2 separate regions of the Homo sapiens genome follow, and region 2 is linked to region 1. Evidence: chromatin loops called from intact Hi-C (ENCODE). Cell type or tissue: MCF 10A. All regions are shown on one strand.

Region 1 (5,000 bases):
TCAATTCCCACCTATGAGTGAGAACATGCGGTGTTTGATTTTTTGTCCTTGCGATGGTTTGCTGAGAATGATGGTTTCCAGCTTCATCCATGTCCCTACAAAGGACAGGAAGTCATCATTTTTATGGCTGCATAGTGTTCCATGGTGTATATGTGCCACATTTTCTTAATCCAGTCTACCATTGTTGGACATTTGAGTTGGCTCCAAGTCTTTGCTATTGTGAATAGTGCCGCAATAAACATATGTGTGCATGTGTCTTTATAGCAGCATGATTTATAATCCTTTGGGTATATACCCAGTAATGGGATGGCTGGGTCAAATGGTATTTCTACTTCTAGATCCCTGAGGAATCGCCACACTGACTTCCACAATGGTTGAATTAGTTTACACTCCCACCAACACTGTAAAAGTGTTCCTATTTCTCCATATCCTCTCCAGCACCTGTTGTTTATTTAGAGATGTAGCTTTTAATTTGGTCTCTTTTCTTCAACTGAATCACTGTGCTCAAGGTAGAGCCCATTAAGGAAGAGGGCCAACAAAGTCTTTGCAATTTTTAGATTCTAATCATTTAAATATGTAAAAAAGGGCACCAGTTGGAAGGGACAACATTTAGACATTAAAAATCAAGGATTTCACTGAATCCCAGGTCCCCAAGAAGAGGACAATGCAGTGGGGACCATACTGTGCAACACTTCCACAGAGTACTTTGCTACAAAGGCATTTCCCTAATTGTTTAAACTGTGTCTTTTGCATCTAAACATGCAAGGAAATGAGTAGCCCTCTGAAGCCAGAATAATTTATTATAATCACTGTTAGTCACTTTCAAAACCATAGCTCTTACCACTGACCCAGCAACCATTACACACACAAGGTCAAATATTTTTACAGTTCAAAGTAATGTAAAAGGCAAAGAGGTCAGGTAACACAATGGAGAAAAGAGCAGAGTTTTAGACCTGAGAGAAATCCGTTCACTTGCAACTCTTGGGGCTCCATGACAAAAAAACTATGGTTACTTTCCTACAGGAGAGTCTGTGTCTTCTTTTCTGTTTTCCTAAAGGGGTCCTAATACAGGAGTTATTGAGAAATTATTTTTAGGCAGCTAGAAAGGGTAAAAGAATTCTTGGTGGAATTTTCCTTTAATAAAACGCAGCCCCCAAACCATTTCTAACAGAAAACAGACTGAATGATCAGGCTGCAAGCATAGATAAGCATATACAGATGCAGGCAACTAAGAGCCAGGTACTCCCAATATGGCAGTTCCTGCACTTTTTTCCTTGTCACCATATGTGCAGGTGTCATGATGACCACCAGGTAGAAGCCACAATGGCATAATAAAAGATTAAGGTGGGAGGGCCAGTCTTTTCTCGGGCTACGTAAACAGCACACCTGGTCAAAACAATACCCTGGACCCTATGTAAATCAATCACTGCCTCCTCAAGTCTCTGTACAAAATCAATTGCATTCCACCACAAATTGGAGACCCTCTCTCGGGTGACTGCTTTCTCAGTATGAGAAAGCTTTTTCTCTCTCTCTTCTTTATTGTCTGTTAAATTTTTCACTCCTAAACCCACTCCTCACGTGTTTCCATGTCCCGAATTCTTTCTCAGTGTGTGACAAAGAACCATGAATAGATTCCCAAACAGAGCCATTTTATTTGGGAGTTCTCATCTGGGATTGTGATCAGAACAGAAGATAGAAACATCAGAATGGTGAGTATGGAGCAAACCTCAAATCTGTCCTTTAATTTCAAGGTTCTCTTCAAACTAGTTTCCTTTCATGGAGAACCTCACCATCACATGACGCTGGGGGATGTCATGGAGCAGCTGAGAATTTCTGGCCAGGAAACACCCTGATGTTATTCAAAGGCTTCTGGACTGAACACAGCTTCCGGCAGCTCATCCAGATGTTGGTAATGGGTCTCCTAATTTGCTATCCTGTTGCAAATTTGTTCTTCCTTTCTATCCATGGTCTCTATGTCTCCTGTTCTTTTTGTGTTTGCAATATGTGGAAATTTTTACGGTTCAGGGAAACAGTTCTGTTAGGAAAGATCGGTACATGGTATAATAACTAACCCAATAGGTCCCTCCCTCTCTCTTTCTCTCTCTCTCTCCTTCCTTTGGTAAGCACTTGGTATTTCTAAGCCAACAGTGTCACCTAGTGGAAACATAAATCCTCCTTATGAGGCACATTGTTGGTCCTTTGCCATAACACTGCACTTTTCCAATTCTCTCTTTTTGCACTGATAGAAAAGCCCTTTCTGTGAATGGGAAAGCTCTGCTTTCAACAGTTAGGAGTAAAATGTCTTCCATAGCCAAATTTTAGTTCCGATACTGTCCCATCAGCAGGAAAAACTGCCATTAGGTCCCTACGTTCATTTAAGGTACTTATTCTATCTCCAATTAGAACAGTATTTAATTAGTAAGGACATTTTAAGAACAGAGTCAACCAGGACCACTTTTCTGAGGGTAAGTGTTTTAGCATGGGCCATAACTGGCAACTGGCACATTCCCTCTCTTAAAGAAAGCTTGCTCAAAGGCAACTATTACAATTTCACCAGAGATCCATTTTTCAGGAGGCCAGGCAGATCACAGGCAGATAAGCTAAGGCTGCATGGGTAAAGTGTGGCTAATGTCATCACTTCATTTATCCAGTTCCATGGCTTAGAGGGCCACACCTACAACCATGGGTGGCAAATTTAACACAGTGCCAGGACTCAGGAACCAAGGAGAGAAAACAGTTGGGGGGATGCTCCCACTGTCTTCCACATGACTCTGGGTAACAATGAAAGAAGGGGGACTATAAGGACACTTTTATTCTCACTTCTTTTTCTCGATGGCTAACAGAGCATCTTCAGTTTGCACCCCTCTGGAGTGCACTCTGAGGCACTAGAACTCTTTTAACCTCAGGACTTTGAAGAGAAAAGCAACTCATTCTATTTTGCACAATGACAGGGCATTTTTACTAAAACTTTAGAAGCATTGTAACAGCAACCCAGATTTTTTTAACAGCCATATCAGGAAGGCCTATAAAGAATAATCCCCTAGAATTAGAAAAGCAACTTCCCAGGGAACCATCTGAGAAGAATCCCCATAATTTGGGGTCCCTCCAAGTTCCCTTCTCATTACAGGACCTTAGGCAAATAAAGTAAGACTTAGGCTGATTTTCAGACAATCCTGATAGGTATATAGAAGCTTTCCAGAATTTAAGTCAGGTGTTTCACCTCACATGGAAGGATGTTATGCTGCTCCTAAACCAAACCCTAACTGTAACTGAAAAACAGCCAGCTCTACAAGCACCAGAGAATTTTGAAGATGAGCAACATATCTCCTATAATACACCAAAAGGGAAGGAAGGAGATACAGAAAGTGAAGAAATAGCAGAAACACCATTCCAAATAAGAAGTGAAGCAGTACCTCTTGGCAACCCTGATTGAAGCCCCAATAGCTCAGCAGATGAATGGAAAAGAAAAACTAAGGCCAGACCTCTTAATTCCTCTAAACTGTCTATGATAGACTCAAAGCCAGAGGAGAATCCTGCAGCCTTTATGGATAGGTTAAGAGGGGCACTATTAGCACACACCTTTTTATCTCCTGATTCACTCAAGTGACAGCCCATTCAAAAAGATAAGTTTATTATACAGAATGCTCCCAATATTAGAAGGAACCTACAAAAGGCAAGCTATAGTAGCACATAGCACCTTGGAAAACCTTCTGAGGGTAGCCACTTCAGTCTTTTATAATAGGGACCAGGAGAAGGCCCAGAAGAAAGAGAGAAAGCTCAAGAGAAGGACAAAGCCTCTAATAGCTACTTTGCAGAGTTGCAAAGTCCAGGATCCCAGAGGTGTATCCACTAGTTGCTCTCGGTGTGGCAAGCCAGGGCATTTTTAGGAAGGAGTGTCCAAACAGCAAGAGGAAGCCACCTTGACAATGACCAGCCTGTGGTGGAGACCACTGGAGATGCAACTGCTCCCAGAGTTGGAGGTCACTGGGTTCAGTACCAGTCTCACAGTGGTCCAGCAAGACTGATGGGTCCTGGGGCTCAAACCCCTGGCTCCAGCAGCTCAAACTGCCATTACAGCACAGGAGACACAGGTCATTCTGGAAATTATAGGGAGGAAAGTAGACCTCCTTCTAAACACTAGATCTAGTCTCTCTCTTTTCTCCTTTCTTATCCAGGCCTCCCCTCTTCCCATAGCACAACCATAAGGGGTGTCTCAGGAAAAATTCTAATCCAATATTTTTCTCAACCTCTTATTTGCCATTAGGAGGACCTATTGTTTACATCTGCTTCCAAACCACTGTCACAATAGCTCTACTAGTCAGAAAAGCCTCCAAATTAACCCTAGGAAAGAACGGTTTACATCCCCACTTAATGTGGCAAAATTACTTTCCTCTAGAGGGAGCTCTTAGCTAACAAACAGCTGGTAAAGCAAGAAATATATATGGCAGGATAAGCAGTAGTCACTCTAAATAACATCTCCCTTCAGGTGCAGGTGCTCAATCAGCTAAACAAATGGTTCTTACAAGAGCACTTAAATTAAGCAAGGGAAAGGTAGCTAACATTTACACTGATTCCAAGTATGCTTTTTGAGTTCTTCATGCTCATGCTGCCATTTAAAATAAAAGGCATTTTCTTACCACTAATGGATTTCCTGTAAAATATCACCAAAAAATTAACAGGTTATTATCCTCAGTTTTCTTCCATGAGAAATAGCAGTGATACATTATAGGGAACATCAAAAGGGGAACAGATGATGTAGCCAAAGGAAATAGGTTCACTGATCAGGCAGCTAAGTCACTGGCAAGGCATCAACACACCTCAAAGCCTTCTAATCTAGGAAGACTCCATAAGATAAATTAAACCTCAGTACCTTCCTGCAGAAATAAAATAGGCCCCTTCTCAGGGTATTCTTTCCAGTCCTCAGAATGGCTGCAGTCAGAGGATAGCAAACTCCATTTGCCAGCCTTCAGCCAATGGGAAGTCCTTAAAATCTTTCACCA
Region 2 (5,000 bases), 410 kb before region 1:
TGGTTCCCCAGGCCCAGCTGTCTTTTATCTCTTTGTCTTGTGTCTTTATTTCTACAATCTCTTGTCTCCACACATGGGGAGAAAAACCCGCCGACCCTGTGGGGCTGGTCCCTACACCCACTGTACAGAGACAAAGAAATAGAGATGTATACAACTCCCCAACAACATTGTATCACAAAACAACATCCTCTCTGCCCCTCATCATGGAATTCACTGTCTCTCACCACGTGGGCAGGTGCTTCCAGGGTCTCACAATTCTTCCACAAGAGGCAATGCACACTTTAACATAGCACTTCAGCAAATAAAGTGGTGAGAGTTTACCTACTTAGATAAAGTTTCTTAAAAGGTTCTCCCAAATTTCCCCCTGAAGAAGACAGAAAAGGCTTTCCCAATGGTGAAACATTGGCCTCCCCACCTTTCAGAAAAGGAACACTGAATAGCCACAATAATCTTGCCAAAATAAATTGTAGGCTTGAACTTTACTTGAAACCTCGCAAAGGAGTACAATTATTAAAACAGAAGCTGCTGGCAAAAGAATGGACATAAAGACAAATGGGATAGAATTGAGAGTCTAGAAATAAACCCTCACACTTATGATCAATTACTCTTTGAAGAGGGTGTCAAGACAATTTAATGGATTAACAATTCTTCTTTCAAATGATAGTGCAGAAACTAGATAACCACATGCAAAACAGTTAATTTAAATAACTCTACCTCCCACCATATGAAACAATTCTCTAAAAAATTGATCAGTGAGTTAAATATAAGACCTATAACCATAAAAACATCTTAAAATAGACACAGAGGTACATACTGATGACCTCAAATGTGCCATGGATTCTTAGATATGATACAAAAGCATGAGTAACAAGAAAAAAAGATAAATTGGGCTTTATCAAGATGTGAGCCTTTTGTGCATCAAAGGAAATTATCAAGAAAATATTTAATAGACACCGAATGAGAGAAAATACTTGCAAACCACATATAGGCAGTTTTCATGTCCAGATAATATCAAGAACTAGCTACAACTCAATAAAGAAAGGACAAATCATCCAATTTATAAATGGGCAAAAGACTCAAATAGACATTTCTTCAAAGAAGATATACAAATAGTCAAGAAGGACATGAAAAGATACTCAACATCAATAGTCATTAGGAAAATACAAAGTCAAAGCTGCAAGGAGACACCACATCACACCTACAAAACTGGCTAACATTCTTTTAAAATGTTAAATAACAAGTAGCAGTATTATGTAGAATTTGAAATCTTCATACATTGCTGGTGAGAATATAAAAGGTACAGCCACTAGGAGAAACAGTTTTGCTGTTTCTCAAAAAGCTAATCACAGAATTCTCATTTGAAACAACACCCATTCCTAGGTATATACCCAAAAAATTAAATCCAGGGACTCAAACAGGTACTTGCATGGGAATGTTGATTGCAGCATTATTCACAAAAGATAAAATATGAAAACAATCCAAGTGTTCATCAACACATGAATAAATAAATATGGTGACACATACAACAGAATGTTAATCTGCCATAAAGAGGAATGAAGCTCTGACACCCGCTGGAACATGCATGGACTTTGGAAACATTATGCTAAGTGAAATATGTCAGAAACAAAATAACATCATTGTATAATTCCATTTATATGAAACATCAAGAATAGGCAAATTCATAGAGACAGAGTAGAGATGATCAAGGTCTAGAGTAGAACATACAAAGAGTTATTGTTTAAAAGATACAAAGTTTCAGTTTAAAATGATAAAAATTTTCTAGGGAAAATAGTGGTGATGGTAATTTAACATGGTGTATGTGGTTAATTTCACTTGATCGTGGATTTTAAAGTGGTTAAAATAGCACATTATTCACAGAACTGTGAAAAATAGATTTCTATTATTTAATTCACCCAGGCTAAGGTGTTTGTTATGGCAGCTGAAGCCCATGAATCCATCATCTGAGCCAGTGTTTCAATGAAAGGCATCAGTTTTCAATCAAGTTAGCTGGAAGCTCCTGTATCCAGGAGAACCAGAGGCCCCAAAACAAGAGCTCCAGCAGGGGCTCAACCAGCACAGGTCCCATAGGACAGCCTCAATGTCAGGCTCTGGATGGCATGTGAGGCTACAATGATACAACCACAACGTGAAAATGTATGTTCTTGTACTACTTACAGACACTAGGGAGCCCTCGGCACATTTGGAGACCACAGACACAGAGGTCAGTGAGCCCAGGCTTTATTAAGTCCAGGGTGTTATCTGACAGGTTTCCAGCAGGGAGCTTTAATGGATGTGTTCAAAGCAAGCAACAAACACTGGGACCAGGAGCTCACGCTGTGACTGAGAGGAGGTCACTTTAAATGTGAAGGCGAATGTCAGAATTATCAGTTTAAAGAAGCAGCTGCAGAGAGGGGAGTCCAGCACACCAAGCAGGAGAGATGCCTCTAAGATTTTATCTCTGCACACCAACTGGAGTCACTTGAACCAGATACAGTATTGAAAACTGCCATGGTGACCAAGCCCTGCCTCTGATTTGAGGCAAATAAACTTACATCTTAAAAAATGAATGCCAAGGCAACATGACACTATGAGCCTCATGACATCCAGGGACACCAGCAGGGTGTGGTACTGTGCCCTGGAGTCAGAATCCTGGGTTCTGGTCCCTGGGAGTGAGAAAAAGAAAATGACTTGTCCCTGCCCCCCGATATTGATCTTCCCACCCTGCTGCTCCCTCTTCTGCTCCCAAGCCCACGTGCACTGCTCAGCCCCAGACATCACTGCCCCCAGGGTATACACAGTGCTGCCTACTGCACACAAACACAAACTCACAGAAGGTGACAAAAATCTGCATTTGGGACATCTGATTGTGAAAGAGGGAGAACAGTGAACGTAGAGTCACACAGACTGGGACTCAAGGGGCTGGAAGGTGATGGAGCTGTAACATAACATATGTGTGACCTCATGTAAAGTGTGCAGATCCACATGGAATAAAACATGCAGCCTGGCCTGGGATTGCTGCCGTTCACACTTCCCTCCCTGTCCACCAGAGGGCGACAGAGTCCTTCCCAGCCTGGAGCCTTCCTAGGGGATGCCAACCTCCCTCAGCGGAACCCACAGCCCAGCAGGGTCCACCCTCACCAGGGTCACTTCGGCCCAAGTCTTCAGAGCCCTCCATGCTCCCAACACGGACTCTGTCAGCTCCTTCCTGACCCGCAGCCGCCAACCTAACACCACTCCCTCTGCAGGTAGCTCCTGCCCCACACACCTGCTCCTTCCCTGGGCCCAGCTAAAGGCATCTCCCGGGCAGCGATGGTGCACGCGACGCCACACTGGACGCTTTCCCCTCGTGACCTCCCTCCATCCTCATCAACTCTTTCTGTCACTGCTCCCTAAATGCCCGCCCCTGCTCCATCTGTCCTGTTCTCTGGGGCATCCCAGGCCAAGCCTAGCGCTGACACAGAACAGCGGCTGCCTGAGGGCCCACAGCCTCCCCGGGAATCAGCCAGGCACCCTGTGTCCTGCCTGCCCACTGCAGCCCAGGGGGCGCAGAGAGCGTGTGATGGTCACACACAGGCACCATCCGGGATGTGGCCACCTGCCACCAGCTGTCCCTTGGGAAGACAGACCTCTCCTGTGTGCTTGTGGGGAGAAGGGGGGTGTTATTTTTCTTTGCTCCCAGAACACAACTCACCCCCACCCGCCCTCTCAGGTGTGAGCAAGGTCCCTCCAGACAGGCTCTCTGGCCACTGCCTGTTCCTCCTCTACAGAGAGCAGCTTGGCCAGGTCAAAACCCTCAGGACAGACCCCTGGGTATGTCAGCACAGGGAGGGCTGAGCCCATCATGGCCACGGAGTAAGTCGGGATGAATCTCTCCAGCTCTGAACCCCTGCTCTGTCCCAGGCTCCCCCTCCTGCGTCTCAACAAGCCATGTCCCGCGGGGTTCCTGGGTAACTCCCCACTTCCTCCTGCACCACCACGGGGAAGGTGTGGTGACCACAGGACAATCAGCTGGGCAGAGAAGAGAGGACATCAAAGGTGGTCAGGGAGAACATGAGAAACCCTGAGCTCCAGCTCAGCCGCCAGACCCCAGGGAGACACAGAGTGACCGAGAACTGTCCCTTTGACTCTGGGATTCACAGCCCCCACTGAGCAATCAGCACAGGCCTCTCCTCCCAAGAGGCCTGAGAGATTCACCCTGCACACCTCCAGGATGGATAGTTTCCTCTGGGAAACCCAGGTACTGAATGTTCATCCTTGGAAGCTGCAGCCAAGCTAGACACGATTAGAGAAAGGAAGGGTCCCTCTTACCAGACAACACAGAGCTCACCCACAGCACAATGGGACGTCACTGTGACGGGAACCTTGTGCAGCTCCTGCACTGAAGGGGAGAGCCAGATGAGGAAGGAAGAGGGTAAAGGGCGTGAATGTGCACCCTACCCCAGAGCCATGGGGACAGCAGGAGGCTGAGGCCCAGGACTCTGCTTGCCTAACCTGCAGGGTATGTGTGTGACCATGTGGGTCGTGTGTGTCTCTTCTGTGTGTGTGTGTGTGTGTGTGCATCTGCACAAAGTGTGTGTTGAGGTTTGGTGAAAGAATCACTGCTGAAAAATGCAGAGGCCTCCACAATTCCCAGGGACCTGAAACACAGACAAAAGGAAAAACAGGAGGGACAAGGAGGCAGAACTGAGAGAGGAGGGGACAGAGAGGTGTCCTGGGCCTGACCCCGCCCACGAGCTTGAGAAATGCTCCTGCCCCGGGAGGAGGCTCAGCACAGAAGGAGGAAGGACAGCACAGCTGACAGCCGTACTCAGGAAGCTTCTGGATCCTAGGCTTATCTCCACAGAGGAGAACACACAAGCAGCAGAGACCATGGGGCCCCTCTCAGCCCCTCCCTGCACACAGCGCATCACCTGGAAGGGGGTCCTGCTCACAGGTGAGGAGAGAACTTCCTGGGAGAGGACAGGAGGAGGAAGCAGAGTGACTGGATGGGGTCTCCTGGA

Evidence for each region. Peaks named below come from ENCODE experiments on the same cell type or tissue, not always from the same donor. Only the 100,000 strongest peaks of a DNase experiment are listed, where the experiment ranks them.
Region 2: it touches region 1 in a loop (9-fold over the local background); 2 of 110 quality-filtered maps call a loop at or near these places.

The regions. Positions count from the first base shown.
Region 1 is chr19:42,790,782-42,795,781 of GRCh38, reverse strand. No RefSeq gene overlaps it. Among named protein-coding and RNA genes, the nearest start is that of PSG8, 28 kb to the right of the region's middle. In MCF 10A, CTCF peaks have their summits at 2,146 (motif pointing left) and 4,401 (motif pointing right); a DNase peak (open chromatin) is centred at 2,141.
Region 2 is chr19:43,205,406-43,210,405 of GRCh38, reverse strand. It overlaps PSG4 (pregnancy specific beta-1-glycoprotein 4), which reads left to right and starts at 4,768. Exons shown (of 6, transcript NM_002780.5): 1 at 4,768-4,933. The coding sequence starts at 4,870. In MCF 10A, a CTCF peak has its summit at 3,046 (motif pointing right); no DNase peak of the experiment used is centred here.